Regions from separate parts of the Homo sapiens genome. Here region 2 is linked to region 1. Evidence: read pairs that join two places in POLR2A ChIA-PET (ENCODE). Cell type or tissue: endothelial cell of umbilical vein. All regions are shown on one strand. Links, peaks and the distances in the headings refer to the core of each region. The heading gives the core; the rest is flanking DNA.

Region 1 (14,877 bases), core at 6,568-11,567:
CTTGATAACACTGCTTAAGCACCTGGATCCAGCTGTGCCTAAAGTTAGCACTGTGTCGGACTCTTCAGTTACCACAGCCAAAAAATTCATTTTCTGGCTTAGACCATTTTGGATTGGGTTTTCTGTAACTTGCAACCAAGAAACTCAACAGATATACGAGCCTTAAGGATGAGTTACGAAAACACCCCAGGGGAGAGTTTCATTAGCTGGCACGTCTTATAGGCTCTCAGACCATGCTTTGAGCATGATAGCACTACTTCCTTCTTCCAAGAGTATGATAAAAATCCTTCCAAGAGTATTCCAAAAGCCTTGCACAGACTTTGGGTAATCTTCTCTTAAAGCAGTGGTTCTCAATGGGAGAGGGATTTTGTCCCCTAGAGGACACTTGGCAATGTCTGCCTACATTTTGGGTTGTCACAATGGGGAGGCAGGAGGGATGATACGTGCTACTGACATCTAGTGGGTAGAAGCCAGGGATGCCGCCAAATATCCTACAAGGCACAGGACAGACCCCACAAACAATGATCCCATCCAAATGTCAGTCGTGCTGAGGTTGAGAAACCCAGGAGAAGTGATACATCATCCCGTGTTCTACTCCTACCAGCCCCACCATACTTAAAGACGAAAACCAGGCCACTTAATGGGAGTATGGGAACTTTATATACCTCATGATGTTTTCTTAGGGTATGCAATGCTGTGATTCAAGCCCAGTTGAAAGAAAGACATTGCCCAAAGTTTACACACAGATATGCCTAATCCCCTCTGGGGTCTGCAGCCTCCCTGCTATCACCATAACAATCACAGCCCATAACTACTGGACGAACAGGAAGAGCAGGAAACCTCTCTGAAGATGGACAGTCTAACACATGCCTGCTCTCCCACACCCAGCAATAATGGATCCGACAAATAAGCAAATTATACGAATCCCACATAGCCAATAAAGGGGGAAGACAGCATTTCCTCTCTGTCTAGAGGACCATTTCTCAGTGTACTGCTCCTCAGAACACTAGTCCTGTGAGATACTCAAAGGGGAAAAAATAATGATTTCAAGGTCAAAAAGGTGTGGGAAACACGAAAGCCCCTGTTACCTTTGTGGATGGTAACAACATCCATGAACACATGAAAGGCTCTGATAAGTCCCTCAGCAAATAAACCTGCTTCCTTTTCTTTAACTTGCTATTTCCCAAACTCACTTGATCTCAGAATCCCTTTGCACTATAATACTTAATTAATATTCCACTGAACTATTGTCCCACAGGACACACATTGGGAAACATTGCAAGGGAACTACAAAGAAAATGAAATATAAGATATTAATGAGATGTAATAGCTGATCCAGGGAAACCAGGTGACGGTGGAAAGAGACCAACCGCTTTGGCAGGAGAACTGTGCCTTAAACTTCTCAGTATTGCTCATCCCAACCTCCCTGGGGCACCCACTTATTTATGGCTACTCCAAGAAAAGTATCCTGAGGGCCAACCAAGTGCCAGGCATTGGGCTACCTACTGGGATTTAAAGATAAGTCATGGGCTGGCCGTGGTGGCTCGTGCCTGTAATCCCAGCGTTTTGGGAGGCTGAGGCAGGAGGATGCTTTAGGCCAGGAGTTCAAGATCAGCTTGGGCAACACAGCGAGACCCCTTTCTCTACAAAAAATTAAAATATTAAAATTAAAAATAAAAAGAGATAAGTCAGACTCCAGTAGACACTGCGGTAATGAGTAGGAGTCAGAGACCTGGCTGCAGAGCTGATGATGTTGCTCTGTGAATCCAATGCCTTCCTGCTGAGCCCTCTCACTTCCAGGAGCCATGAAACACGGGCGCATTTGTCCCTTGGATCTCAGTCAGTTATACTGACCTTGTCAAAGCTTAGCAAGGAGCTGGGGTGGATGGGGAGGAGCAGAGCCTCCTGGCGGAGTTTGGGTCCTGATCTGTGAGTGATGGTGTCAGCCACACCTGAGTGCCCTCCTAAGGGAAACCATCCCATCAGGAGGCCCAGGGGGAGGGAAATGGCTTTAGGCTGCGCTTGAACAAGGAATGCCCCCTGATTGGTCAAAAGGGTCCCCTGAACTCAAGAGCAGCGCATCCATTGGCTGCTTGGTGACCTATGAGGACGCTGGAACAAAAAGCCCCACCCAGGAGTTTCAAGTCATGGAGCTGATCAGGCTCTGTCCCTTTGGATTTAAATAGGAAGAGACTGAGTGAATCAGCAAATTGGTGGCGGAGGAGAAGTTGCTCAAGAAACCAAAAGCTGACACTGGAGTGATGCAGCGAAGTTTTTGTGAACTCCGGCTACGGAGGGATCTGAGAGCTAAAAGCCTGCCCAAATTCCTGACCTCGTGGCACAACCAGGGCAGACCCCAGGCAGGTGGCCCACGGCCCTGGCTCTTATTCCGTGAGTCAGCACGGGAAACTTGGGGTTCGGCTGCTCCTCGAAGAGCCAGTGCCAGCTCAGCCTGACTTCGCCCAGGGAAAGGCACCGTTTTGGAACCCCACAGTCACCAAAAGTGGGACCTCAGTAGTAATGACAGTCCTGTCCAAATGCTGCTGGGATGGGTCTGGGCTTCAGCAGGAAGCCCCTTCGCCTCTGAGGGCACCTGTGGAGTCTAGGACCATTTGAACATCCCAGTTCCTTTCTTCCCAGTTCCTTTCATCCCATGTCTGCCATCGTGACACATTCTGGCTGAGATCACACCCAGAGGGTTGACAAGGCTGTCCCAGAAATCATGTGGTGGGCACCGCAGAAGCACAACAATGAACCTTGTTCCTGGAAAAATAAGGCCACGTGCTGTATCCAGAAGTTCTAGACAGGGCTGAATGGGGTTTGGGAGGTGGGGGTCAAGATGAGGAAGGTAATCAAGGTTATGTACTTGCCTGGGTAATGAAATTATGCCACCAAGGCTTACAGAAAGGGGGCCAGGGTCAACTTTGCTTTCCTGAATTCTGCTCTCCAACCAATAGAGTTACAGAGGGGGCAGCAGCCACAGGACCACATCTTTGGATACTCATGGACACCAAGATGGCAGGAGTAGACACTGGGGATGGCTAGACGGGGGGAGGGAGGGGATACGTGTTGAAAAACCACCTATTGGGTATGAGCTCAGTACCTGGGTGATGGGATCAGTCGTACCCCAAACCTCACCATTATGCAATATGCCCAGGTAACAAATCTGCACATGTGCCCCCGAATCCAAACTAAAAATTGAAATTCTTGAAAAAAGGGAACCATGTTGTATACCCCTTGAATTTCACTTGCAGTTTTAGAACCTAAGTCTCAGTGACTGCTGTCTCAGGGCATGAGGGTGAGAGCCAGTTTGGTGAGGCCACCAGTGGGTCCCACAGGCAGCAGAGGCCCAGAACTCCTCTACAGCTTTCCAGGAACCATGCATCTATCAGCAAGACTTGGGTTCAAATCCCACTGGGTTCACTGAGCCCCCATGTCCTGCTATACAGGCTCTTCCATTTAGTTATGTGTATGATCACAGTTGTTCTCCCCACAACAAAGCTTCCTCACACATAGTAAAGCTATGACAAAGGCTACATAGTAAAGCAGAACGGGGCCGGGCATGGTGGCTCATGCCTGTAATCCCAGCACTTTGGGAGGCCAAGGTGGGTGGATCACTTGAGGTCAGGAGTTCAAGGCCAGCCTGACCAACATGGTGAAACCTGGTCTCTACTAAAAATACACAGTTAGCTGGGCATGGTGGTGCACACCTATAATCCCAGCTACTTGGGAGGCTGAGGCAGGAGAATCGCTTGAACCTGGGAGGCGGAGTTTGCAGTGAGCCAAGATGGTGCCACTGCACTCCAGCCTGGACAACAAAAGTGAAACTCCATCTCAAAAAAAAAAAAAAAAAAAAAAGCGAATGGAATGAAACTTGCAGGCAATTTAAAATTTAGGATTTACCCTTTTCTTGTCTCCCTCTTCCTTCTCACTTCCCTATCCCTCCCAATAGTTAGTTTAAAAGCAGAATCATTTGCATGACTGAGTGCTTGCATGTAGACTTTTCTCTTTTTGCCCTTGGCCAGCTTGATGGTACTCAAACTCTCAATGGGTGCAGGAATCACTGCACTGGGTCCCATCCATACACACTGTGTACTGTATTGAAGCCACATTTTAAGGGTTTTTCAAGCATCTTGGACTCTATGGTTTTCCACCTGCAGTGCTCACTTTAGAATCTGAGCATCATGAAAGGGGAAACTCCACTGCATGCCCAAAGTTCTGGAATCCAGGAGTTTGTTCATTCAACACATCTGCGTTATTAGTACCTGCGACTGGGGCTGAAGACACAGAGAGGACCAAAACATGGGTCCTGGCATGGAAGAAATCAAAAGTCCTCCATAAACCCTGGCTGGGCTCACTTCATCTCACTGAATGCTCCGAGCAGGTCCGGGAGGGAGGACTGATTAGAAAGGAGCCGCGCCCTGTCCTTGGTCACCTTACCCCTGAAGAGCGTCGATGAGATTCAAACCCAAACTTTTCTGACCCCAAAGGCAGACTATTTTGACCCTTTCTGCTCGTGCACATTAAAAGCTAAAATACCAAAGAGAAAGTGAAAACGGCTCAAAAAGAGTTCAGGGGCTGAGGGCTTTTAGCTCCTGCTCTGTGGACCAGGGAGGAGGTGATATTTGAGCTAGGCCTTGACGAACATGCAAAAGTAGTCATTTCCCACAGGAAAAGGCGTGCCTAGTGGCAGCAGCAGGGGACACTGGCCAGCCTCCATTCCCCTTTTTGCTTGGACCCCAGAATCCTAATCCTCTGGGGATCTGCCTCCCTTCCATTCTCAGCCCGTGTGGTTTGTGTGGGGTCGACCCCAACCCTGACCACCAGGGATTATTTCCGTGGGTTTTAAGGGTGGGCACATGATTCTACCTGAGCCAAGGACACTTAGTCCCATGACTCTTTGGGGCTGCTGGGAAGAGATTTTGCTCCACCACAGATGCTCAAAGGATAGGACATGCTCTTGCGGCTGCTGGGAAGAGATTTTGCTCCACCAGAGACACTCAAAGGATAGGACATGCTCTTGGGGCTGCTGGCAGCCACCTGGATACCATGTGGAAGCAAGCCTGCTTTAGAATGAAACTGTGAGAAAGGAGAGCCAGACAGAGAGGCAAGGAGGTGAGGCCCAAGAGCTGATGACACAGTTGGAGCTCCTAGATCCAGCCATGCCTGCGACCAGCCCATTCCTTGGGTATGTGTGACACAAGCCAATAAACGCCCTTCTTTGCAGAAGCCAGTTGAATGGGACTTCTAGCCCTGGATCAATAGAGTGAGCAGAGTGGAGGGCTGGGAATACTGGTCTGAGAGGAGGAAGCAGCTGAGACTACATGGGTCATTGCTATTCAGTTGGGACTGCAGAAATCAAAATTATTTTTTAACCTCTTATTTATCACCTCTTATTGAACGTAATTTACAGAGGGGTTGGTCAGAAGCCAGGATAATAGAATTGTATGTGCCTTAGCAGATCTACTGTGGCTCATATTCTCATTTTGACGAGGAAACTGGGGCTCAAAGAGTCAAAGGATGTTACCCAACGTGTTGCAGACAGCAAGTCACCCTACTGAGAGCAGGATGCTAGAGAACAGCCCCGGGATAAGCCAGCTGGGATGTAGGGAGTGGGGGAGGACCTAGATATTGGGCTGAGGAGAAGGAAGTAGTGGGGAAGGCACCTGGCAAGATGCCTGGGCCGGGCAGGCGGCATGGATGGCCAGCCTCAGCGTCAGAAGGAGCAAGGTTCAGATCCTGGCTCTGCTGTTTTACTAGCGGAGCAATCTTGAAAGCCACTTCCTGTCTATGCCTCAATGCAATTGTTTATAAAATGTGGGCTCAGTTCTTCGTTTAACTACAATTTCTTGAGCTCTGTGATTACCACTTCCCAAAATGGTCTCTGAACAAGACAAACAAGGTCCTGGTACTTCAGGTGACATTTCTGGTAAGGAAAGTCAAGAAGCATGGCATTTGTTCCTCATCCGCCTTGCTGTGTCATAACGTAGGCTTCCTGGAGGCAGGGATATTTGTCCGTTTTGTCACGGCCTAGCTTAGCACCCAGCACATAGTAGGCCTTCAATAAATGTGTCTTGAATAAATACAAGTCAACAAATAAAGTAATGGTAAGTACTATAGAGTAAGTGGAACGCAGGATGCAATAGGGGGTAATGTGGGATAATTTAGATTGTCTGGTCAGAGAAGCCTCCTCTTTGGGGGCAGTACTTGGGCTGAGACCTGAATGATGAGGAAGCAGCCGTGCAAATAGCTGGGGAAATGCATGCAGTGCGTGCAAAGGCCCTGAGCTAGAAAAAAAGAACGGAAAGAAAGCTCATGTCGCTGGAGTGGGAGTGAGAGAGGAAAGCATGACATAAAATGGCATGGAAGCAGGGAAGGCTCAGATTACTGCAGACCATAACAAGGAGTTTGAACTTGATTCTAAGCACAGTGGCAGTCACTGGGGAGTACTGGGCAGGGGGGTGACATGCTCTGACATGTGCCCACTGTGTGCTAGATGGATTTCAGCAGGAAAGACCATAATGTATGTTACCCACAGCGTCTAGCACATAATAGGTGCTCAGTGTGCAAGATATCCGTCACTGCCCCAATGCCACATCCACATGGTTTGCCAACATCCAATCCAGGCCAAGAATCATGTTCTTATCCTGGGTTCAGCCTCCCTCCAGCTACCCTGTATACTGGGACAGTCCCAGGGAAGCCAACAGACTAAGCTTTGGGGAACATCCTCCTGTCTCCTTTTGGTTACGGTAACAACCCAGGAGAGACTATGGAGAGGCCGGGGGCGAAGGCGGGAGTGAGGCCTTCTGTTAAATGTTGAGTTGCTCCCAACATACTTTTCAGACATTCGTTCGCTTTGCCCAGTCTCCTCCGTAAGAGACATGCTTTCGGATGTGTTTTGAAAAATATTCCATATGCTAATGGAATGTCACCATCTGCCAAAGAAGGCAGAGCTGTTTTTAAAGGAAAAACTATTACAGAAATGAGGTATTCACAGAGGGGCACTAAAGAGCCCAAACGTCGCTGACCTGAGTCTGACCTGGGCTGCCTCGTGTTACCAACATGAAAAGGGAGTGAGAAAATCTGAGGCCAATTAACTTCTCTCCCTCTCTCTCTCTTTTTCTCCCCTTGCCCACCTCTCTCTCTCTCTCTCTCTCTCTCTCTCTCTCTCTCTCTCTCTCTTTTTTCCCCCTCCTCTTCTTGGAGACATGATGAAATTTCCTGAAACAAAAACTCGCAGCCCGTTCAATAAAATGCTTTCGCCTTTGGTGGAAAAAGCCCCGATGGTCCCTTTTATCTCTTCATTCCTGAGGCACAGACCTGGCCCCCGTCTGTTTGTGCAGATGGGCTGCAGGGAGCGTTCCCAAGGACAAGCCAGGCAAGGGCCGGAGTGGAGAAGCTATTCCCGGGCGCCTGTTTGTTATTGCTGCCAGAGCCCTGGCCGTTAGGAGAGTGTGGTGCTGTCTTGGAAGAAGTGTGAAGCGGGATTAGGTGTCCTGCGGTGTGATTAGTGGACAGGCATTGTTCCCCAGGAGGCCCAGGCAGCTTGGAGGCAAGTGTTTGCAAAAGAGAGTTTCCAAGTCCTGAGAGCGTCCACAGGCCCTGCAAAGACTGCTGGGTATCACGCTCCTGCCTCTCCCGCTGCTCCTTCCCACCTTTGTCACAGGCTTGTCCTCCCGTGCCCCTTTCCTAAATGCAGATGTTCCTCTGGGCTCTTTCTTCTGAAACCACCACTTCTCTCCTTCTCTTCTAGGCAGCCCAGGGGCTCCACTCAAACCTCTCTGGGGCCCCTCCAATGTCCACATCCAAATGCATCCCCCTTCCACCCCCCGGATCAACCCCAATTCCCTTATCTGGGAGAGCTGGACACCCCTGCAGCCCATTGCCCACTCCAGAAATCCCCACCTCAAGGCCTTGGCGTGTGTCCACGCCCGCAGCCTAGAACATCATCCTGTCCCAGCTCAGTGCATGACCAGCGCCTGCTTATTGAGATCTTGGATCCAACGTCCCCCAGGCCACACCTAACCACTGCCCAGTGTAACCTCTTCACGGCAATCAACACTATCTGAATTTATCTTGTAAATGCATGTTTGTGGACACTACAGCAATCACTGCGCACTGTTTCTTTCTTCTAGAACGGAAGCTTCCTGAGAGCAGGGACCTTGTGTCTTCTTCCATTATAGCCCCATCTAGTGGCACCCAGGAGACACGCACTGAATATGAATGCTGTTGTCAGCGCCTCCAGCTCCCTCCACACTAAGCCCCGTGGCTCCCAACACCCTCTCTCACCTCCTCATGTTCCCTATTCTGGACCTTAGCATCTCTCTCCTGAATCTTAACTCTAGCTTTCTAATTGGTCACTCCTGAGCCTAAAACCAGCCAGTGGTTGCCCCTGCCCCCAGGATGGAGCCCCCACCCCTCAGAATGGCCCACAGGGCCGGCCACAGTCGGGTCCCCCTGCACCTGTCCGGCCCCTTGCACTCCATCGCACTTTGTGCACTGTTGAAGACACACCAAGAACATATGCCAGGGACATATCAGTGGAGGGGAGAAGAGAAGGGCAGAGGGTCTGTGGGTGCCAAGGGACCACACAGTCTGAGCCTGGCTCTTCAGAGAGACTCTGCGGGCATCCAGGGGCCCACGGAGCATGAAGAGGGAGATGCTAGGGCAGCGCGCTAAGAGGCCAGCTGTGGCCCCCAAGGCAGACCAGAATCAACACTAAGTTCAGCCGCTCCCAAAGACAGATCCAAGCCTCAGTATCTTCAACCATAAAACGGTAAGAACATAAACCATGCAGGGCTACTGGAAGGATGAGAGTACACAAAGCCCTCACCAGCAGCCTGGCACCCACGAATCTTTATTTTTTATTCACTCACTTATCTTCATTCTTGCTGTAGCTGGCATGATCCAACCTCTTCCCCACCATCACCCACCACCTATACACACCCTGAAGGCATGAAATTTTCCCGTCCCCTCTGGAGACAATACAATTCACTGAGGACAGTGACATGTTTAGACCTCATTCTCTTCCCAGAAATACTAGCTGGGGATATGATAGGTTGACTACCTTTATAATTATTTGTAATAATAAAACTAACAAATATAACTCAGTATAAACCTATTCACTGGCCCATCTCCCTTTCTTCCACCCACTGAACAAACCAGGCCCTGATTACAAACTCAAGTCCTCATTGGGACCAGTCCTCAGGGTCAGCTCCTGTATTTCCCCTCAAGAGGTCCAGACAGGCTTCAGGTTTGCCTGAGCACGTTTATTTGACAGCACGACACCCCAGATTCCACTAACTCCTGTCCCTTCCTCCCCTCTGAGCATTCTGTTCCCTTTGTTTAAATGTCTAAGTTGAAGCTGCAAGGCACTGTGCTAGGCACTTTAGAGATGTCATTTCATCCCCATAGTAATCTTAAAACACTGTCTCTGCTCCCCAGCTGAGGAGTTTGGGTTCAGGATAATAAATGCCCTTGCCCGTGGGACCTGCTGCCAATTAGGTGGCAGGGCTCCAATCCTGAGCTAGATCTCTGGGCCCCAAAGCCCAGGCTCTTTCCTCTCTGCCATTCGGTAGAGAAGTGGCCCCCACAGGATGGTCTCAATGGTGTTCTAAGAACATCCCTCCCACTGGGCGTGATGGCTCAAGCCTGTAATCTCGGCAATTTGGGAGGCTGAGGCAGGAGGATCCCTTGAGTCCTAGAGTTCGAGGCTGCAGTGAGCTATGACTGCACCACTGCACTCCAACCTGGGCAACAGAGCTAGATGCTTAAAAAAATAATCCTTCCCAATCCCCTGCGTTGGTGGTATTTGGAAGTACAAACACAGCCTGCGAGAAATGGCAAAGTCCACTGGATCTGAAGGTGGTGGTGAAGGGTAGAGACAGCTTAAGTTGTACACACTGAGATCTCACCAGAACATCAAGTTTAAGCTGTTCCTAAATCTGTCCCCACTCAAGTCTTTGGCCTTGTAATTTCCAGGTTCTCCCAGGCCAGTCCAGTAATAACTCACATACTCTGAGCAATAAAATCAAACAATTCCTAGAGAAAGGATAAGCAGATGACCACAAAGCTGAAAATAATGTACAATCTCATTTATAGGATTCTACTTTCCAGTTTACCTGGCACGCACTAAGAAAAAGTTACTTATGACCTGCCCTACAAATCTTTCACATGGCTACACCTAACCAATATAATTTTTAAATTACTGAATTAGTGCATTTGGTGTATGGGGTCCGTCGTCCTATCTGTGGGCAGGTAAACACCTTGAGATGGCCATATACTCAGTCATCCCACAGATGCTGACTGAGTGCCTACAAAGTGTTGGATTCAGCTCTGTGCAACAAGCCAGCAGGAGCCCCAATATCTTAGCACTACAAGACAAGCTCCCAGAGTCTTCACCGGCTGGAAGAGCAAGCTGTGTATAGAAAAGAGGGTATCTATTGAAGGACATGAAAGAAACTGGTTAACCATCATTTGAGGGACTGGGGGTTAAGGGGGAGAGGAAAAATTACTTTTTACTCTTATCTTTTTGTGATTTGTAAATTGGTTCTCTTAACCACATGCATGACACATTTGAAAAACGTTTTCTACAAGAAAAACGGGTGGGAACAATTACATAGAAATACTCTAATCTCATGCAAAAAGTCCGCATTACCAACTGGGTTGACTAATGGGGGAAGTTTAGCCTAGCTATCAAAAAAACTCAGCTTCTACTCAGTCCTACTGAATAGAATTTCTGAGTAGAATCCTACAGATACTAACTCGACTTTTTCTGCTTCAATACTCTACCAGTGACACACTTGCACACACAAAACTATTCATTTCTGATGCTATGGTGGAGAGGGCTGCGAAACTGCCCCTCACACCTCCATGGCCCTTCTTCAAGAAGGGGAGGATCCACTCACACCTGAAAGCCACTTGGGATGTCTCAGAGGCCATTTTCATGTTGACAGTAACTTGTGAAGCAATTAATTATGTGTGGGAAGCAGATTTGCAGGGCAAGAGTTCTTAGCTAGCCCTCAGCTAACTCCTGAAGTTCAAGCTAGCTTTCGGCAAAAGCCCAAGACAAGGAATCATATCATCTACTACAACATTCTCACACGCCAAAACCAGTTTGCCTTCAAACTCATTTTACAGAACAGATGATTCTAAAGATCTATAAATTTTAATTGTATGTCACTGAATTCCTAACAGCACTTAACAGTTTCTTTGAAAAATTTCTTAACAGAACGTCAGAGTATTGCAACACTTTATTAAGAGTATTGGCTTTGAATCAGTAGCTGAAGTAACAATTGCATGAAGCCAGATTAGGTGCACTGCATAATACCCATACTCGATTTATTGACATTACTTAGCAATTTACTGGACAAAAGTCAAACTTTTTTGTTTTTTATTAAGCACATTCCACAGTACAAAGCTGTCATGAATAATATCTGTACAATTTAACAGTTTCAATAGCTGTTCAGACACAAATTTATTTCAAACAGATAATTGGCAAACATAATTAATTACAAGTTAGAATTAGACTATCCCAGTGCTTTAAAACATTAATATAGCAGTAATTTACATTTGCTCAGTTATGGTTAGCAAAATAAAGTCCAGAGTATGGCTGGGAATTACTATTATAATCCCAGAAAGTCAGAACTCCTTGGGTGCCAAAGTCCCCTGCTATAATTTAGTAGGCACAATTCAAAGGTTGTCTGCATATTCAAAGGCCATCATCTCCCAAGGAACGAGGGGAACTTCTATATTAAACATGCAAAAACAACAAAAAATCCATTCATTCATTCAGAATTGCCTCCTCCCCTGCCCCCTCCCTTCCCCCTGGGCTTTCCTAACCAGTTTGATATTGAAGCTGTAGGATGAAAAGTGGTCAAAGCTAAATCACTTTCACAACCACCATCAAGCTTACAACATCCACCTTATGAATGGAGGTTTATTGTTTACACTTTGAGACTCAACCTCTCAAAAACATAAATTAATTTAGTAACATGGGAAGGAAGGATTTTATTTTTAAAAGAAAAACTAAAAAAGCAAAGCCAACTCAATAAACAAATCACATACACACACACTGATCCCCACACCGTTCTCAATGCAAAGGACAAATCAGAGCCCAGGGCCTTCCCTTTAGTAGTAGAGTGTGCTTCCACGGGAAGAGGTTTACTTTATAGGAGGCTGTTTATTGGTCCTTTAAAATGTTATTGACATTCCTTGATCTTTGGAAACAATGGCGAAGGGCAAATCAAACCTAATATTGAATAAGGGAGAAGGAGTGCCAATTGGATGCCAACGTCCTTTCCATGCACTGTCAGGGCAACAGTGCCATTTACACATTTGGGCTGTGTCGTAGGGAGGACTTGGGAGCTTTGAGAACCTGCTGGGGCCACAGCAGCAGCTGACACCAGAGATGACTGGGGTGGCATTCATGGGCTTGAGGCTTCACTCCACTTCAGAGCACCCACCCCTCAGCATGGGCCTCTGAACCAGCCTGACCTGCCCTGCAGGCTCCAACACACCAGCAGGCCCTGCCAGAACCTTGGCAAGGCCAGGATGCATGAATTCCAGAGCCAAGACAGCCCGTCAACAGGGCCTTCTTATTTCCCCTTCCCAGGGCCACGACTGCACAGAATAATGATTTTTGACAGCGAAGCCAAATGAATACTATGGGAGGTGACCACTTGTACTCAGGAGTACTTATGAGAAAAAGAATAAGAACAAAAAATGTTTAAGGTACCTCTCTATTGTATAATATATACTCCACAACAAATAAAACATTTTGGTGTTAAACCTTAGAAATTACATTTTAAAACAAGATTCTCATTAAAAACACACACAAACCACACACACGCAATGACAACAACAAAATAAAAACACTGTATGAATACTGCAGGAAGGGTTCTAGGTAATCCACATCAACCCAGGTATCAGGTTCTTGAGCCCAGCCCATGGCTAAGTGCGAACACACTCTGTATTAGTGTCTCAAGCACAGGGGGCCCTGACTCCAGCAACTTTGAGGTTAAACTGTTATGTACATTATATCTACATGCGAATACAGTATTTTAAATTAGGAGGCAAGCACACGTATAAAGGTGTTACTCTACCAAATATCAGGAGATGGTTGGGGGACAGAGAACAGTTAATAAAAGAAAGAGCTATATTACCTGTTGGTAGATAATATAACTGACTTATAGTTCTTTAAATTAAAAGAAATTGGTACAGAAAGGAAGTATAATCCCAAAAATATTACTAAAACAATCCAGAGAAAATTTTCCACTGTCCAACATGTTCCTAATACAACAAGTCAGAATTCATAATGACTTGGACGGTCAAAAGGAGAATGCTAACTTTTGAAAATGAAAGCCCTGGACATTCTGGGTAGGTGTTTGGCACCCAAAATTTCACTGAAGAAGAATGCTGTTTCTTAATATCAAACCAAAGTGCAAAGCAATATAAATTAGAGGCCAAGTCTTCTCTTGACGGTCGATTTACTTCTGTAAAACAGATTCTATGTTCCTTTTCTATGAACAATTTACATTTGAAACATTAGATTTTTTCACTGATGAGGGAAGGAAACGGGCTTCTGTTCTACTTGAAGCCGGGGAAGCTAAGGTCTCCTTCTCAAAGGAGAGCCGGAATCAGAGGTGAGAAATGTCGGTACTTGAAGAGTTAGGCTGCTTTGCATCTACCCAGCGTCTAGAACCAATTCCAGCTTCATAACTCAGCTGTGAACGAACTCCCTTAGGCATTTGGTAGCCACGTAGCCAGTAGTTCAAGACTAGAAAACCCTGAGGAAAGAAAAACAGAAGCAAAGGGAGTGTGGGTGAACATTCCGTTTAGATGAGAATACACACACTCCACTCCACCCCCTGCACACAGCTACATGCAAAACTTATTAGCATTAACAGCAGAAGCTGTAAGTTGTTCTGAGTGTACTACATACCAGGTATCACATTTATTTCAACCTCACAACAATCCTGTGAGGAAGAAACTATTATGACACCTGCTTCACAAATAAGAGAACTAAGGCTCAGAAAGGCTAAGTGTTTGGTTCAAAGAGTCAACAAGTGACAGAGAGGGGATTCAAGGAGAGGGCTGACCCTATAACCTATCACTCTCTCAGTACTGCTCTGAAAAAGTACACATATAACAAAAGATGCTTCACATTCGATTTTATATTTAGCATAATCTTTTATGACATTCAGAACCTACAAGAGGCCAGTCTCACATCCTCACGAGAGCCCTCATCGATCACAAGGAAACAAAAATATGCAAAAATTAGCCTTTCTAAAATAGAATGCTAGTAATCAGAAATTACTTCCTTTTTAATAAGTAAATCATTGGTAAAACAACAACAGTATGGGGGAAAGGCCACTGAATGTTCCATAATTTTTTGACTATGGCTTTGAGTCTGAAACACATTTTAATCACAATTTCTACATTCATCATGTATGTAAATATGTACACACACACACAAAAAAACAATATTCATGAGAATACTGATATTCACAATATTTATCATTTTTACATACAATGCAGGCTGACATTTTCTATTCTAAATCAAAATAAAGTCAAAACCCACTCAGATACTGTCACAATAAGTGATGCACTAAACCACTGGCCAGAAAGTCTAAAGTCACCTTAGGTGGCAAAAAAAAAAAAAAAAGCAAGAGAGACTTTTTAAAGCTTGAATGCTTTTTTTAAAAGGTGATTTTCCCAGAAAGTTGTCAATTTACACAAAGATCAAGAATCTTAAGTCTTCTCAATGAATTTAAGATTCAATTTCATTTGCTACTGTTTTCCCATTAAGGATATTTAAGGGAACCTGAATTATTTCAAAAACATTAATGCCCCAGGACCAGAAGTGGACACTCTCAA
Region 2 (14,877 bases), core at 6,665-11,664, 410 kb before region 1:
CCTATTGGTTTTTCCCCCCAACTTTCTGGTGTGTCCATATGGAGAAAGGTCTTTGAGAAAAGACCATATACAGCAGAGTGTGTGTGTGTGCCTGGGTGTGTGTGTTACAGTGACAGGGAAGCGTCTCCAGAAAGGATACCTTCTCCTCCATTGCCACCTCTCTCTCCCCCTCTCAAGATCTGGTCTGCCTTCAGTGGGGAAGGAGGGAGGGCTGACTCGGTGTGACCTCTCAGTGCTGTCTGTAGTGAGGATGGTTCTTCACTGGGGGAAGACGCCTGGAGAGCAGCCAGCAGCTCTGTCAGCACTGGGATCTTTGCGGCTGGCCAGCTACCGTCCAGCCCTCGCAGGGCCCCAGATCGGAGGCCCAGCCCCTCCCTGGCTCCCAGCTCCCCTGCTGCTCTTGCGGGTCTTGGGGACTTTACCCCAGGCTTGGGGAAAACAAACCCACCCTCCAGCTTTGTTCTCTTGGGTTCTGCCTCTTTGGGTCTTGTCCCCTGCATCTGTGGGATTCAACTCTGTCTCTGTGCTGTGTCTCTCTCCAGGCCTCTGGCTGCCTCTCTGAGTCTTTCCCTGCTGTTTCCCACCCTTCAAACCCAAAGTCTTCACAGCGAGGCCCCGGATCACCCTCTGGGAAACCCGGCTGGGGAAGCACACTGGGATTAGTCAACCAATCAATCAGTCAGTCAATGCCACTTCCCTTTTCTGTCATCACCAGCCTGCGTAAGGTCTGTCCTCTGTCTGCCTGCGTACCTTGGTCTGAATCTCCATCTGTCTCAAACTGGCTCTGGCCTTGCTCTGCCTGTGTTCAAATCCTGGTCCTACTGTGAGACTCTGGTCAAGCAATTTAACTGCTCTATTAACTTACACTGATTCAGTTTCTTCATCTGTAAAATGGCATAATAGTTCCTACCTCATAGGGCTGTTGTGATGGTCAAATGAGATATTCCACATTCACACACTTTTTTTTTTTTTAGATGGAGTCTCGCCCTATAGCCCAGGCTGGAGTGCAGTGGTGCAATCTCGGCTCATTGCAACCTCTGCCTCCAAGGTTCAAGTGATTCTCCTGCCTCAGCCTCCCAAGTAGCTGGGATTACAGGCATGTGCCACCACACCCAGCTAATTTTTTTTATTTTTATTAGAGACAGGGTTTCACCACGTCGGTCAGGCTGCTCTCGAACTCCTGACCTCAGGTGATGTGCCCACCTTGGCCTCCCAAAGTGCTGGGGTTACGGGCATGAGTGCCCGGCCCCACGTTCACACTCTTAACATCTTAACATTGCTTGACACATGGTATATGCTCAGATAAGTATTCACTGTTATCATCATTTTTTTTTTTTTTTTTTTTTTTTTTTTTTTAGCAGAGACAGGGTTTCACCGTGTTAGCCAGGATGGTCTCGATTCCTGATCTTGTGATCCACCCACCTTGGCCTCCCAAAGTGCTGGGATTACAGGCGTGAGCCACCGCGCCTGGCCTGTTATCATCATTCTTTAGTCATTTTTGCTGCAGGCATTAAAGTGGGGAGAGACAACATGAGTTTTTTGTAGAAAGAGTTTTGTCTCCAGCTCCCTTCCTGCACTCTTTCCCCCTTTGCTGCTCTCCTTTCTGGATGCCGGAGAAGGGAGCAGATCCTTTGAGCCATTTTTCTTTCTGCCACTCTCCTTGGCCCCAGCCCTGGGTGGCCTCTGGGCTCCTGCTCTGTGCGGAGCCCTGGGGAGACAGGCTCTGTGGGCCTTCCTTCCGGGGCAGCTGTGGCCTGGAGCTTCCCATTTTGTATTCCTCCTCTTGTTTCATGCAGCCTTTTCTCCTCTTCATCAGATCTGAAACCTTCTTTGCCTCTCTCTGGCTGTGGTCGCAGCCCAGCCCTGGGTGGTCCTGAGGGTTTCCCATCTCCCGGTATCAAAGGTATCTTTCTCAGGGTGACCCTGGGGACTCCCTCCTTCCTCAAAGTCATTTGGAAGTGGAGCTGAGGGAAGGTGGACATCCCCATCCACTAACTTCTGCCCAAAGAAAGTGGGGTCAAAGAGAAGACCTCCCCTGCCTCCTTCGCTGTTCACTCACTCGCTCCCCAGGAAAGGGACTGGGGCCTCTGAGAAGTGAGGGGTGGGGTAGACAGGCAAAGCCCAAGACTTCTGGGTCAGACTGCCTGGGCTTGGATCTCAGCTCCATCACTGTGTGACTGTGGGACTCGGTTTTCTCACCTGTAAATTGGGGATAATAACAATAGTTCTAACCTCCTGGGATGGTGGTAAGAATTAAATGAGATAATGCATGTAAGGTAGTTAGGACAATGCCCAGCACATCATAAGCTCTAAAGAAATGTCAGTTACTGATACTTTCCATAGGGGCAGAACTGAAAGAGGCCTCAGAGGTTACCTAGATCTGGCCCAGAAGGGAAAAGGTCTTTCGCTGTGTCACTGAGGCTGGGGATGGGTGGGTGGGAGCCCATGGTTCTTGCAAGTGGCACCGAGAGTCGCACCAGGAAGGCGCACAGTGGTGAAGGGCACTGACCATGGAATCAGACGCTGGACTCAGACCTTACCCTGCTCTTCCCAGCCATGTGACTCAGGCAAGCCACTTCACCTCCCTGAATTTCATTTTCATTAGCCAGTGAATGGTGTTAGTCATCTCCACACCACAAGGCTGTTGATGAGCTTATTAAAACTGGCTTACTGGTCGCTCACTCTGAGCCGGGCGTGGGATAGGCGCTGGAAGTCAGAGTGGTGATAAGACAGATAGGTTCTTGTCCTCGTGGAGCTTACTTTCTGCTGGGTGGAGACCGACAATAAAAATAAGAGTTTCGGAGAAGAGCTCTCAGGAAAATGGAGCAGGGGAATGGGGTAGGGCTGGACTGGGGAGGGTGCTGCCAGCATTAGACATCATGGTCTGGGAAGGCCTCTCTGAGGGGCAATATTTGCACCACAACCTAGGAGATGAGGAGCCACTCTGGAAGCTCTGGGCAAAGCAGCCTCCAGGCAGAGGAACGACATGTGCAAAAGCCCTGTGGTGGGAGCGTGCTTGGTGTGCTAGAGGGGAGAGGCAAGGAAGGGAGGCAGGGCTGGTCCACAGGGTCCAGGCTGTGTGCCCTTTGCGGGTCCCATTGAAGAGTTTACATGTTCTTCTATGTGGGTTGGGGATCCCTAGGAGGTCTTTAGCAGAGAAGGGACACAACTAAATTTATATATTTTTTGTTGTATGTTTTGAGATGGAGTCTCACTCTTTCGCCCAGGCTGGAGTGCAGTGGCATGATCTCGGCTCACTGCAAACTCTGCCTCCTGGGTTCAAGTGATTCTCCTGCCTCAGCCTTCTGAGTAGCTGGGACTACAGGTGTGCGCCACAATGCCCGGCTAATTTTTGTGGTTTTTTTTTTTAGTAGAGATGGGGTTTCATCATGTTGGCCAGGCTGGTGTCGAACTCCTGACCTCAGGTGATCCACCCGCCTTGGCCTCCCAAAGTGCTAGGATTACAGGCATGAGCCACAGCGCCTGGCAAATTTATATTTTTAAAGGATTTCTCTGGCTGTGGTGTAGAGGAGAGATGGATGGGGGTGAGAGTGGCAAGGGGAAGGGGCTGTTGAGTTGTGCAGGCTGGAGGGGACGGTGGCCCGGCCAGGGCAGTGAGGAAGTCTGATGAGCAGGGTGAGATAATGTCATCAACTCCTCCGCCTGGCCTGGTGCAGGCCCCACAAATGGAGCTGTGCCTGAGCCCGGATGAGGTTTCCAGCTCTTGAGAGCAGCATCCTGGGGGCTTGGGTCATGGGAGTGGATGCGTGATGCTGAGGACCTGGCCTGGGTGGTGTCTCTCTCTTCTCCTTCTCCTGTCTCTCTCTCTCTGTCTCATTTTCTCTCTCCCTCTCTCTCTTTCTCTGAGAACTGCTGCTGCTATTACTCCCCAAAGACTTTACATAATTCTGGCCCGGCTCCCTCCTCATGATGTCATGTGCTGAGTGGAGTCTAGGTCACTCCATCGCATGCTGCGGTCGGGGAGAGAACAGACTTCTGGCTCCCCTGGCGTGACGGCCAGGCGCAGACCCTCCCCATGCTGGGGTGGGGGTGGCTAGGCTTGTGGTGGGTGGAGGTGCAACCTCTGCCCCAGGCCCTTTGGACAGCTCAGGCAAAGGCCAGGGCTTCCTGCGGTGGCCCTGGCTGGTGAGGGGTGGGGGTTGTGCTGGGAGGCCTGTCCCTCCAGACCTGGGGGCCTCTCCCCTGGAGCCCAGGCCCCAGTAGAAAGAGGCAGGCAGTCCTGAGGTCAGTCCCTGTTACTGGGTGCTGCTCTGAACCTAAGTTTCCTACACTGTAAAATGGGGACAAAGACACCCAATCTCAGGATGGATGGCTTCAGTGCACTGTAAGGGGAGCATAGCAGGAACTGTTCTGAGGACAGAGGTCCAGGCGTGTGCTGGGAAGGGCCAAGAGGGAGTCTCTCCCTTGGGCCTACTTGGGGTTGTCTGGGCCCCAGCTCAGTGGCTTTACCTACTTCCTGCATCTCCCATCCCTGCCCCTCTGCTAGACCCCACTTCCTAATCCCAAGGAGAAGGAGAGTAGGGTCGAGCCCCTCCCCCTTGCACAGGTAGGGAAACTGAGGCTCAGAGTGGGGTATGGCTTACTCAAGGTCACATAGCCTAGGACGGCAATGCCAGAATGAAACTAGACCCGGTGAGCCCCAGCCCCAGGCATTTTCTGGTCCATTTTGCAGTGTGGGATGTCTGCAGCCCTCAAGGATGCTGGGAAGTTCAGGTCATAGTGCAAGACCTGGGGAGGGAAGCTTTGCTGCTCCTCCACCCTTGCAGACACATCCGATATCCTTCCACTATATTTTCGTTTTTCTTTTCTTTTGGGAAAACAGTTTGGTTTTTGCAGTTTGTAGGAAACTTAAACAACATTTACTGAGTTTTCCCTCCCTGAGAACAGAGTGCTAAGCTCTTCACAGCATCATTTTGTATAATCCTCCCAATAACTATTGAAGATTATACCCCCATTTTACAGGAGAAGAAACTGAGGGCCACAGTCATACAGTTGGGGCCAGGGATTCATATCCAGATTTGTGCACCCCAAAGCTCTCACCTTTTCCCCTCATCAGAAGCACCTGAAATTGTCCTGATTCCCCCATAACTCCTCACCCCCTGTGGGGCCTGATCTTTACGAAGAGATGGAGAAAGCAAGTTTCAGAGCTGCTGTGATGTTTGGCCCTGGGGAGGGAGCTCACAGAGGAAATGACGGAGTTTGACTTAAGGGGAACAAGGAGGATCAAGGGCTTGTGCCCACCGCCATCTCAGCGTTGGTTAATATCCCTGAGTCAGTGTTGACTAGGGCTGGGGGGAGGTGGAGAGAAGAATGTGCCTCCCCCTGTTTCTAGAGTTACTAAATTCTTGTTAGATCTTTAAATTTTATGTAAATTCTTCTTTTTTTCCCTCTTGGAAAGGTGGGTATCGTATTTTAATTAGTAGTGGTGTCAAAGGAGGGCTAGATTAATTATTGGAAATCTCAAGTTCCAGATGGTTTTAATTTTCACAGCAGGGCACCAGGGTCTATATTTGTAAATTTTTTTATTAAAATCATACCTAGTGTATTTTAGGGGCACTGAGGTATACTCTTTGTGGCTCCAAGGATACTGTACTCAGGAATTTGGGGCTATGATTTTTGTTATGGAGAAGCAAGTCCCTTGTCACTGAAATTAAACTTTTGTGGGTGAGGGAGGGGCAGGGGCTAGGAAGCAAGGGGTCAGGGAAAAGAGTGCACGAATTGGGAGTGGGGCGGTCACAGGCAAATAAAGCAGCTGGTACTGGGGAGTCAGGCACAGCGGTTTAAGACCAGAGAGGAGAGAGAGCTAAGAGAGGGCGCGTGGCCTACCCAAAGTCACGCAGCAGCGTACTGGGGAGAAAAATGTGGGCTGGTGGAGTGAGAGGAAAAGATTTGGACACAGCATACCTAATCAAGGGACAGTCACTCTTTGCCTGCTTGATGTCCTTGTTCAGGCAGGGCTTTGGGGGATCAGCTCTGGACCCCTCATCCTGAGGGAGGCTCTGTGGAGCATGGATGGTGTAGCATGGGGTCTCCCACCCTGGGGGGAATCCCAGTGGGGATCCGGTCCTGATTGGGATTTCTGGGCTCCTGGGAGTTAGTTACCCTTCAGCTTTGGTGGCCTCCATGGACGGCAGTGGAATATCCTGCATACCCTTTCCTAGGGAGCTCGCACCTCACTCCCTGTGCCCTTCCTGCTATGAATAGGCAGGTTAAAGGTGCCGGGGGCACTAGCAGGGGCTCCAGATGTTTGCCCTGCAGGAAGGGGCCACAGACCTAACTTTTGGAGGAAATAGCTTGACGTCCTGAAAGGCAGGGGAGGTGTGCGTGCACATGCCTGCATCTGTATCTATCTGTCCCCTTGGTCCCCTTAGCTACTTCTCTGTGGTTATTTGTATGGCATCTGTCCTGATTTGGGGAATGGGGTTATTTTTGTGATTGTCTGTCTTGCTTTGGGTTTGGGGGATGGGGTTATTTGCATGGCCGCCTGTCCTGCTTGGGAGAATGGCCTTTTTGTATGGCCGTCTGTCCTGCTTTGGGAAATGGGTTTTTTGCACGGTTCTTTGTCCTGTTTGGTGGAATAGAGTTGAGGGGCTAGGGAAGGTGGGTGACGATGGGTAGAAGGGCACACTGGTGTTCAGCCACAGGGGGCAGAACTCCCTTCTGGCTGGAGCCATCTGGATCCCAAGTGGAGCCAAGAGAGGCTGGAGGAAAGGGAACAGGTGATAGGCAGCTTCCATCTCCCTGCCTGAGGGGCAGGGGACAGCTACTTCTCTGACTTCTCTGTGGTTATTTAGGCATCTGTCCTGTGGGACTTGTTAGGCCTCCCCATGCCTGATTTTGGGGGAGTGAGGGACCAAAGATAGGACCAGGGACCATGTCACTGAGCCTTTAGACCAAGCCATTGCCCCTGGTAATAAAATGTGTCTTGTTCTCCTTCTGCCTTTCGAAGCCCAGCTCCTAGTGGAGACAGACACCTTCGGTAGTCAAGTCCGGATCAAGGGCAAGGAGACGGAATTCTACCTGTGCATGAACCGCAAAGGCAAGCTCGTGGGGAAGGTGAGTGATGGTTTGGGATTCCCGGGAACTTCGGGTTCCCCTCTGGCAGCTCTGGGAGCTGGAACAATGTGTCCAGGGCACTGTCAGTCCCAAATGGAAAACAGGCCGTGTGTGTGTGTGTGTGTGTGTGTGTGTGTGTGTGTGTGTGAGAGAGAGAGAGAGAGAGAGAGACAGGAGAGAGAGAGAGAGACTGTAATCTCTTCCTTTCACCCCATCCCATCCCCCACTTCTCTTCCCCGGGCACTTGAACTCACCAGGCTGAGGTATCCATGGCTGTGTCTCTCCTGTTGGGTGTGGAGCTCTGGCTTGCTTGGTAGTGGGAGAATCCTTGAGGGGCTCTGGGGCACCCCGGCTACATGTCCCTGACGTCTGGGAGCAAGGAACCGGCAGGCCAAGGGCTGTGGCTGCATCGATCGTTTTAACAATTGCCAGGGGCTTACCGTCCTGCAGCAGTGACCTCTGGAACCTGGCCGCCTCGTCAGCGCTGGGCCTCTTGGTTCTAGCATTTCAGAAAGATTTTATTACTTTGAAACTGGCAAGAGAGCTGCATTTAACAAATTAGGGTGGGGGCAGGAGTGGGGGTGCAGGTTGGGGGGACCCTCGGGTTGGGGAGACCCACGTGTGTGGGGATCTGAGTCTCCAATGATGCTGCTTCTCAGCACCCCTGTTCGTTTCCTGGGTGCGCTTGTTTGCAAAAGTCATGAACTGGCTTCCTCTGGGTGTTCCAATGGAAGGTGTTATCCACAGGAGCTCTATGGTAGGGTCAGGTTCTCTGTCCCCTTCTCTCTGCAGGGACTGACTCCCATATGCAGTTTGTACAACCAGGGTTGAGGGGGTTTTGCCTGGACAGGTGGAGTGGGGTGGAGGGTAGGCCTGGATTCTAAGGGGGATGGGCTTGTGCTTGGGGGCAATGCCCTGGCTGATTATTTGCGGTTCATTACATCTTGTTGGGGGTGGGGGAGATGACTTCAGTCTTGCTGAAGCCATGTTTTTGATTTTTTGAATCCCCCAAGTCTTATCCCTCTCCCTTTCCCCCATACCAAGAGGCTGGGGAGGATGTAACAGGCCAGAGATCCCAGCCAGGGCATTGTCGCATTATTTTGTTAATAATTACTGTCATAATAGCTTCCGCTAATTGAGCACTGACTTTCTGCCCGGCACTGAACTGAAACGCTCCCAGTGAATCCCAGGAGGCTGCCACCGCTACCATCCCCATTCCACAGATGAGGAAGCCGAGGCTTGGCCACGCCCGGGCACTTGTCCCAGGTCCCACACTACAGCTCGGCGGGATTCAAAGCCCGGTTTGGAAGGAAAAGATTCCAGCCGCACTGCCCACACCAACTGAGGCTTCTCAAAGAGCAAAATAATAGTAATCCGCAGAGCGCGGCTCCGGGATGCCGAGGAGTGGTTTTAATTAGTGATTCACTTTCCGCCGTTGCGAGGCTGGCCGGCCGGCGAGGGGGGTCGGGGCCGGGGCCGGGGCCACGGACTGGGGCGCGGGCGCCGGGTCCCCCTAGCCTGGCCGGTCCCCCTGGCCTGGCCGGTCGTTTCCTGTGGCGGCGCGGCCCAGCCCCGCGTCAGGCGCTTTGTTCTCCTGCCCGCCTGGGCCGCCTCCCAGGCCCAACCTGCTTTGAGTTTTCGGCTCGTTTTTCTTTCTCCCCCAGCAGGGGCCAGCGGCACCCGCCAGTGCCCGTGCCCACGCCGCGGCCCGCCCTCGCCGTCTGCGTGCTGTTCCCGGCATCTTGACCCCAGGAGGGCTGCGCGGGGGTCAAAAGAGCAGCCCCGTCCCCTCGGGCCGCCCCCCCACCCCGCCGCCGGCCGCCTCCCGCCCGCGGGCGAGCCGCTGAGTCACCGCTTCCACAGGAGCCGGCTCCGATTTCCTGCCCCCTCGCCCTCTCTCCCGTCATTAATATTGGTGACGGTTCAGCTGGCGCGGCGCACCCTGGCGCAGCGGAGGGAGGCCCGGCCCCGGCCCCCGGCGCCTCCCCCGCTCCCGCCCAGGCCTCCACGCCCGACCCCAACCCTTGCCAGCCTCCTGTCTTCTGGGCCCACCCGGGGGACTCGAGGACGCCACCAAATCCACCTGTCCAGGCTTGACCTCTGCCCCGCCCAGCGCCCCCTCGCTCTCTGGCCCCCGAGGCGGGAATCTGGCTCCTGGGCTGCGGTCCTCTCCACAGCCTCCCTGCCCAGTCGTACCTTAGGCCCTGGGTGTCCCCTCCTGCCCTAACCCCTGCCACCGCCTCTGTTCTGGCCTCCTACCATCCCGGAAATCGTTGCCCCAGCCGCCTGGCGTGTGGCTTCTGCATCTCCAGGCCTTTCCCCGCTGCCCACCTTCGGCTTTCTACAGCACATACGGCATTGGAGGGCGGCACATGACCTGCCCTCCACCCCCACCCAGCTCCAAACCCATCCATGGGTCCTCCCACCTTGCTATGGGACACCGAAGGCCCTGGGGAGCCTCCCCGGGCACATGGATTCCTTATGCTCCAGATGCGTGGCACTGAGCACCGCTGTTCCATGGACGGGGCCTTCGGGCACTGTCCATGCTGTGCCCTCTGCCGGGACTGCCCTTCCCTCTGTCCACTTGCCCTGAGTCCTGGCTGGTCATTCCCTGACCCCTCTGTCAGCCCACCCACCCCGGAGCCCCACAGTCCCTCGCACAGCCCTCTGTTGCCTGTCTGCTAACCTGGGTTGTCACTGTTTGTCTTTGTGCCTGCATCCTCTGTCACACTGGGAACTCCCTGAGGGCGGATTCTGCATCCATTCATCTGAGTTCTGTGTACCTGGCCAAAGGGCTCCGGGGGCACCAAAGAAATAGAAACATGGTTCCTGCTGTCTGTGGATTGACTCTTAAGCTACAGCCTGAATTATTCACATCAACCCAAGGGAGTCTAAGCGCCCTGGCCTTGCTGAGCCTCAGCGTCGTCATCTGTAAAATGGGAATGATAATCTGGGCACTTAGTAAGCAGGTAGGCACTTGCTAAGTGTTAGTCCCTTTCCCCTTTGGAGCCAGGTCACGAGGTCACTTCTTCACCTGTGGGAACGCCTGGTCTCAGCTCCAGTGCCAACTCCTTTGGAGTGGCTCAATGGGGCAGCTTCCTTGGGCCATCTGTGTGCCAACCCTGCACATCTCTGGCCACAGCAAGGGTACCTGCATTGAGCCCTTGACAGAGCTTTCCAGAGGTTGCAGGCCCTTGCTGGAGTTACTCTTTCTGCTGCATTGTACCAATCAGATGCCAAAGCTGTGTCCCCAGCCCCTGCATGTTCAGGCGGCCCCCCTTCTCCTTGCTACCCTCTGGAACCCATGTCACCTGGCCCAGGAGGTGGCGCTTCCTTTCATTTTGTAAACAGTTGTTGAGTGTCTAGCATGATGTGCTAGGCATTTTTTTCCCCATCTCTGGAGACGCAACCCAGATTGTATTTTTCTCATCTGCCACCACCTATTGCGATCACTGATGAGTCCTTTTTGGGGCAACATAGAGCCACAGACCTTTTCAGGGCAGGGGAGTGCTCTGCCCACCAGCACATCTTTGTTAAGATGGCTTTGGTTGCAAATGGCTGAAACTTAACCTAAAATGCCTTAAGCAAAAAGGGAATACGGGGCTTATATAGCAAACAACAACAACAAAAACCAACAGTCCAGGGGGTAGTTCTAGTTTCAGGTAAGACTGGATCTAGGGGCCAGATGAGGTCATCAGGATTCCGTCTTCAGATCAAATGGAAGGACTAGGGCTCCAGTTTGGGAAGCAAGAGGTTGGAGGTGGTAGTAGGAAAGAGATCAAATTCTGCTACATCATCAGGGTTCTGGGATGGAATATTCACTTACTCTCTACATACTGATGCTTCTGCCTTGCCTGAACCAATTAAGTCAGAGTTTCCGGGGGTCGGGCCCAAGCACAGGTGTTTTTGTTTTTGGAGTCTCTGCTGTGGTGAGCAGGGTCATAGAGGTAGCCAGGAGCAGAGGCAAGCGTCAAGCCCGGATGTAGCCTGCTGTTAGCTTCTTATCCATTTTTGCCTGAGGTCACGCAGGGGAACTTGTGATCATCATAGCCCCAGGGCTGGTTCCCAAGATTCGTGAATTTCAGCCCAAAGCCTAGCTCTTCAGCCCTTTTAAGTAAACCCAGACATGCATTGAGCCCGCGTGACTGGCACTGGGTAGCTCCTTGTACATCCAAAACCTCGCTTTGTGCCAATGGTGGCTATGTGGGCCTGGGGGAGGCGAGATGTTTTGATGGGCAGCACCTGCTCCTCACCTTTCCCCCTTGTGGACCTCTTTGGAACTGGGCAGAGGAGAAGTGAGCTGCAGTGGCTAGGGCAGGTTCAAATCCCAGCTCTGCCACTTAGAATCTCCATGACCCTGGGCAAGGCCGATTTGCTTCTGAGCTCTGCTTTCTTCTACCAAGCAGAGCTGAAGAAGAGGATGAAATGCAGTAATGGAAGTAGCAATGTTTGGCCTGTAGTTGGCAATCAATAAATGGTTAATGACTGAGTAGGGAGACCAAGTGTGCGAGACAATTTCTAGGGCTCAGCTTGCTTTGTCTCCCTAATCAGTGTGTCTCAGGAGGGACCTCTCATAGCTTCTGCTTGTCTCTGGGACATTTATAACAGATCCAGGAGGGAGAGTCTGTTTTCTTCAGGAGGAAACCCCTTTCATGTGTCATCCCACCGTTTCCATCCTAATGAAAATGCGTTCAACCCCAAATGCTCGGGGCACCCCTGTCTTGAGCTAAGACCTGTGCTCAGCAACAAGAGAACTGAGAAGCAGCCCTGACCTCAGCAGGCACTTGGGCTAATGCGGAGGCAGGCAGATATGGAATTTCTCTGTTGGGGCATGGGGAGGAGAAATGGGGTTCAGAAGATGGAGTATGTGAGCCCATTAAGGCTTGACGCTTGAATGGAGTCTTGAATGAGGAAGAAGAATTGTCCAGGGAGATAAAGGGAAGTCCTGGAAGGCTTCCCAGAGGAGGCAGTTTTTGAGCTGAGCCTGGAGGGATGAAAGCCATTTTCCAGGCAGTGGCAGGTATTCTAGGATGGGGGAGCATCATGGTGTAGCCTTTGTTCTGTTTGCTCCAACTATTTGGTTGAGACCAGGCAAAGAACCTGGATTCAGGTTGCACACACAGCTTCCAGAATTTTCCATGGGGTACCCAGAGCCCAGGGACCACTCCTCTCCACCTGCCTTGCACACTTACCCTGGCTTTCCTCACAGTAGACCTTCGCTGCTCACGCCACCCATACTGTCCTCTGGGTCCCACGTGTGTGTCCCAGGTCTGCCCATGCCTGTTCTGCAGCCTCCTCGAAAGATCTCATCTTCCAGAGAGTGTTTTCTTACCCTGCCTGTCCCTTTCTGCAAAGTTCAGCACTTTGTCTGGAGGGCCCAAGCTTGCCCTCTGCTCAAAGGTGAACGTTCCTGGAAGCTCCAGCCTGTTTTCCACTTCAAACAAAAGGCTGGAACTCGCACCTCAGTCTCCACACACAGCCAGACCGCTGGGCTTCCAGCTTGGCTGGGCATCCGTCCGTAACGAGGAGTGGGCCCGGCCTAAATTTGGAGATGTTAGTTGGAAACTCAAGTGCTGCTAATTCAGGCCTTCCAACTTTGTGTTTCCCACTCTTCCCCATCGAGCAATTCGGCTGTCTCAGAGAGGAGACTAACACCCTGCCTCCTCACCACCCCCTGTCCAGATCAGATCCAAGGAAGGCACGCCAGCCCTGTCGGGAACAGCTGCCGTTCAGGAATAATCTAGCAAGCTCCTACTGTGTGTCAGATTCATTTATAAGCATCACTCCTACAGTGTCTCTATGATGCAGGAGTCATTGTTCCCATTAGGTAGGTGAGGAATTTGAGGTTTACAGAGTGGGACTGACTGGCCTGAGGTTACACAAGGGAAGTGTTAGAGGTCGTTTGTTTTCTGACTCCAAATCTAGTGCTCCTTGTCCAGCAGACCCAGGCTCCCAAGGGAGTTCACACATCGGCCCAGGAGCCTGAGATCCCACAACCGACGGCACAGTTTGGAGTTTGGCCATGCGAAATCTCTTATTTTTGGAGGCCCCACCTTTCTTCATACCAAGTATTAAAATGCACCACATCCCACATGACATGTAATTTGTATTTAACTAGATCACAGTGGAGTTGAGTTACAGCTGAGTAGCTGATTTAATGTCAGGTTTTATGCAAATCTATCAGGACTCATTTCTGTTGTAAGCGATAGAACACAGTATCACCTGTTTTAAAGGAAACGAACCATCATTGGCCCACATAACCGTGAGGTAATGTGAGCTTCAGACGTGGCTGGATCTAGAGCCCAAATGATGTGACCAGGACGTAGTTTCTGTCCTTCTCTCCTCCTTGACTTTGCTTCATCTGTGCTGGCTTCACTGTCAGACAGGATCTCCCCTCATGGTGATAAAGTGGCTGCCTCTGCTTCAGCCTTACAAACTCCTCTGGTTTAAATCCACCTATGTTTGGGGTTGCCTAGAAAAGGTCTCAAGGAACACTGATTGGATGGCTTGGGTCACTTGCTCACCTGTGAGCCAATCACTGAAGCCACAGGGAAAATAGTGTCTGGATGTCTTGCTCTGGTAGGGATGAAGTGGAGCCATTGGGCTATCTGGGTGGAGAGTGGGGAAGGAATAGATTTCTGAATGACAATGGGAGTCTGTTACCTAATTGGAGGGTGGGGGAAAGATGCAGGGGCCAGTAACAAAAGTTTACTCCACAGATCCAGGAAGTGAAGGCTCTCTGTCCTATGCTGCCCCAGCCACAGCCTCCTGCCCATGCCCCTTGTACCTGCTGTCTCCTCTCTCTCCTCCTAACAAAGAGTCTTCACTCGGCCAAACTAGAGTCAGGCTCCTGAACCTTCTCTTATGCCCATCTGTGCACTTCTTTGTAAAATCCAGTTTTAGCAAGAGCCCTGCTAAGTCAGTTTAGCAAGGATCCCCCACTCTTGATATATGATCAGGGTCCTCATCCTCCTCCATCCCTCAGGTGATGTCTGGTCACCCTGGCCTGTCCTCAGCAAAGTCTCTGTTAGGTGGCTTTAGCCAGAATCCCCTACACCCTCGATGTTTCCTCTTAGTCATTTTCCACTCTGCTCCTTGGCTATAAACCCCCACCTGCCTGTGCCATATTCAGAGTTAAGCTCAATCTCTCTCCCCCACTGCAAAACTTCATTACAGTTGTCCCTACAACAATCGCAATGGTCCTGAATAAAACCTTCCTCGCTGTGCTTTGGCAAGCATAACTGAGTCATTTTTTTCTTGAACACTCCCCCTCTCTCCCCTGCAGCCCGATGGCACCAGCAAGGAGTGTGTGTTCATCGAGAAGGTTCTGGAGAACAACTACACGGCCCTGATGTCGGCTAAGTACTCCGGCTGGTACGTGGGCTTCACCAAGAAGGGGCGGCCGCGGAAGGGCCCCAAGACCCGGGAGAACCAGCAGGACGTGCATTTCATGAAGCGCTACCCCAAGGGGCAGCCGGAGCTTCAGAAGCCCTTCAAGTACACGACGGTGACCAAGAGGTCCCGTCGGATCCGGCCCACACACCCTGCCTAGGCCACCCCGCCGCGGCCCCTCAGGTCGCCCTGGCCACACTCACACTCCCAGAAAACTGCATCAGAGGAATATTTTTACATGAAAAATAAGGAAGAAGCTCTATTTTTGTACATTGTGTTTAAAAGAAGACAAAAACTGAACCAAAACTCTTGGGGGGAGGGGTGATAAGGATTTTATTGTTGACTTGAAACCCCCGATGACAAAAGACTCACGCAAAGGGACTGTAGTCAACCCACAGGTGCTTGTCT

Evidence for each region. ChIA-PET counts read pairs that join two places held together with the same protein. Peaks named below come from ENCODE experiments on the same cell type or tissue, not always from the same donor. Only the 100,000 strongest peaks of a DNase experiment are listed, where the experiment ranks them.
Region 2: POLR2A ChIA-PET joins it to region 1 with 5 read pairs; 2 of 35 experiments call an interaction of 5 or more read pairs at or near these places.

What each region holds. Positions count from the first base shown.
Region 1 is chr5:171,850,315-171,865,191 of GRCh38, forward strand. FBXW11 (F-box and WD repeat domain containing 11) reads right to left here. Exons shown (of 14, transcript NM_001378974.1): 14 at 11,235-13,787. Among named protein-coding and RNA genes, the nearest start is that of SMIM23, 72 kb to the left of the region's middle. In endothelial cell of umbilical vein, for the core only: a CTCF peak has its summit at 8,168 (motif pointing left); no DNase peak of the experiment used is centred there.
Region 2 is chr5:171,442,177-171,457,053 of GRCh38, forward strand. FGF18 (fibroblast growth factor 18) reads left to right here. Exons shown (of 5, transcript NM_003862.3): 4 at 6,971-7,077; 5 at 14,363-14,877. The coding sequence ends at 14,629. Among named protein-coding and RNA genes, the nearest start is that of FGF18, 30 kb to the left of the region's middle. RefSeq lists enhancers at 3,476-4,042, 8,787-9,358, 12,023-12,524. In endothelial cell of umbilical vein, for the core only: no CTCF peak of the experiment used is centred there; DNase peaks (open chromatin) are centred at 8,435 and 8,815; H3K4me3 peaks cover 575 bases; H3K27ac peaks cover 1,845 bases.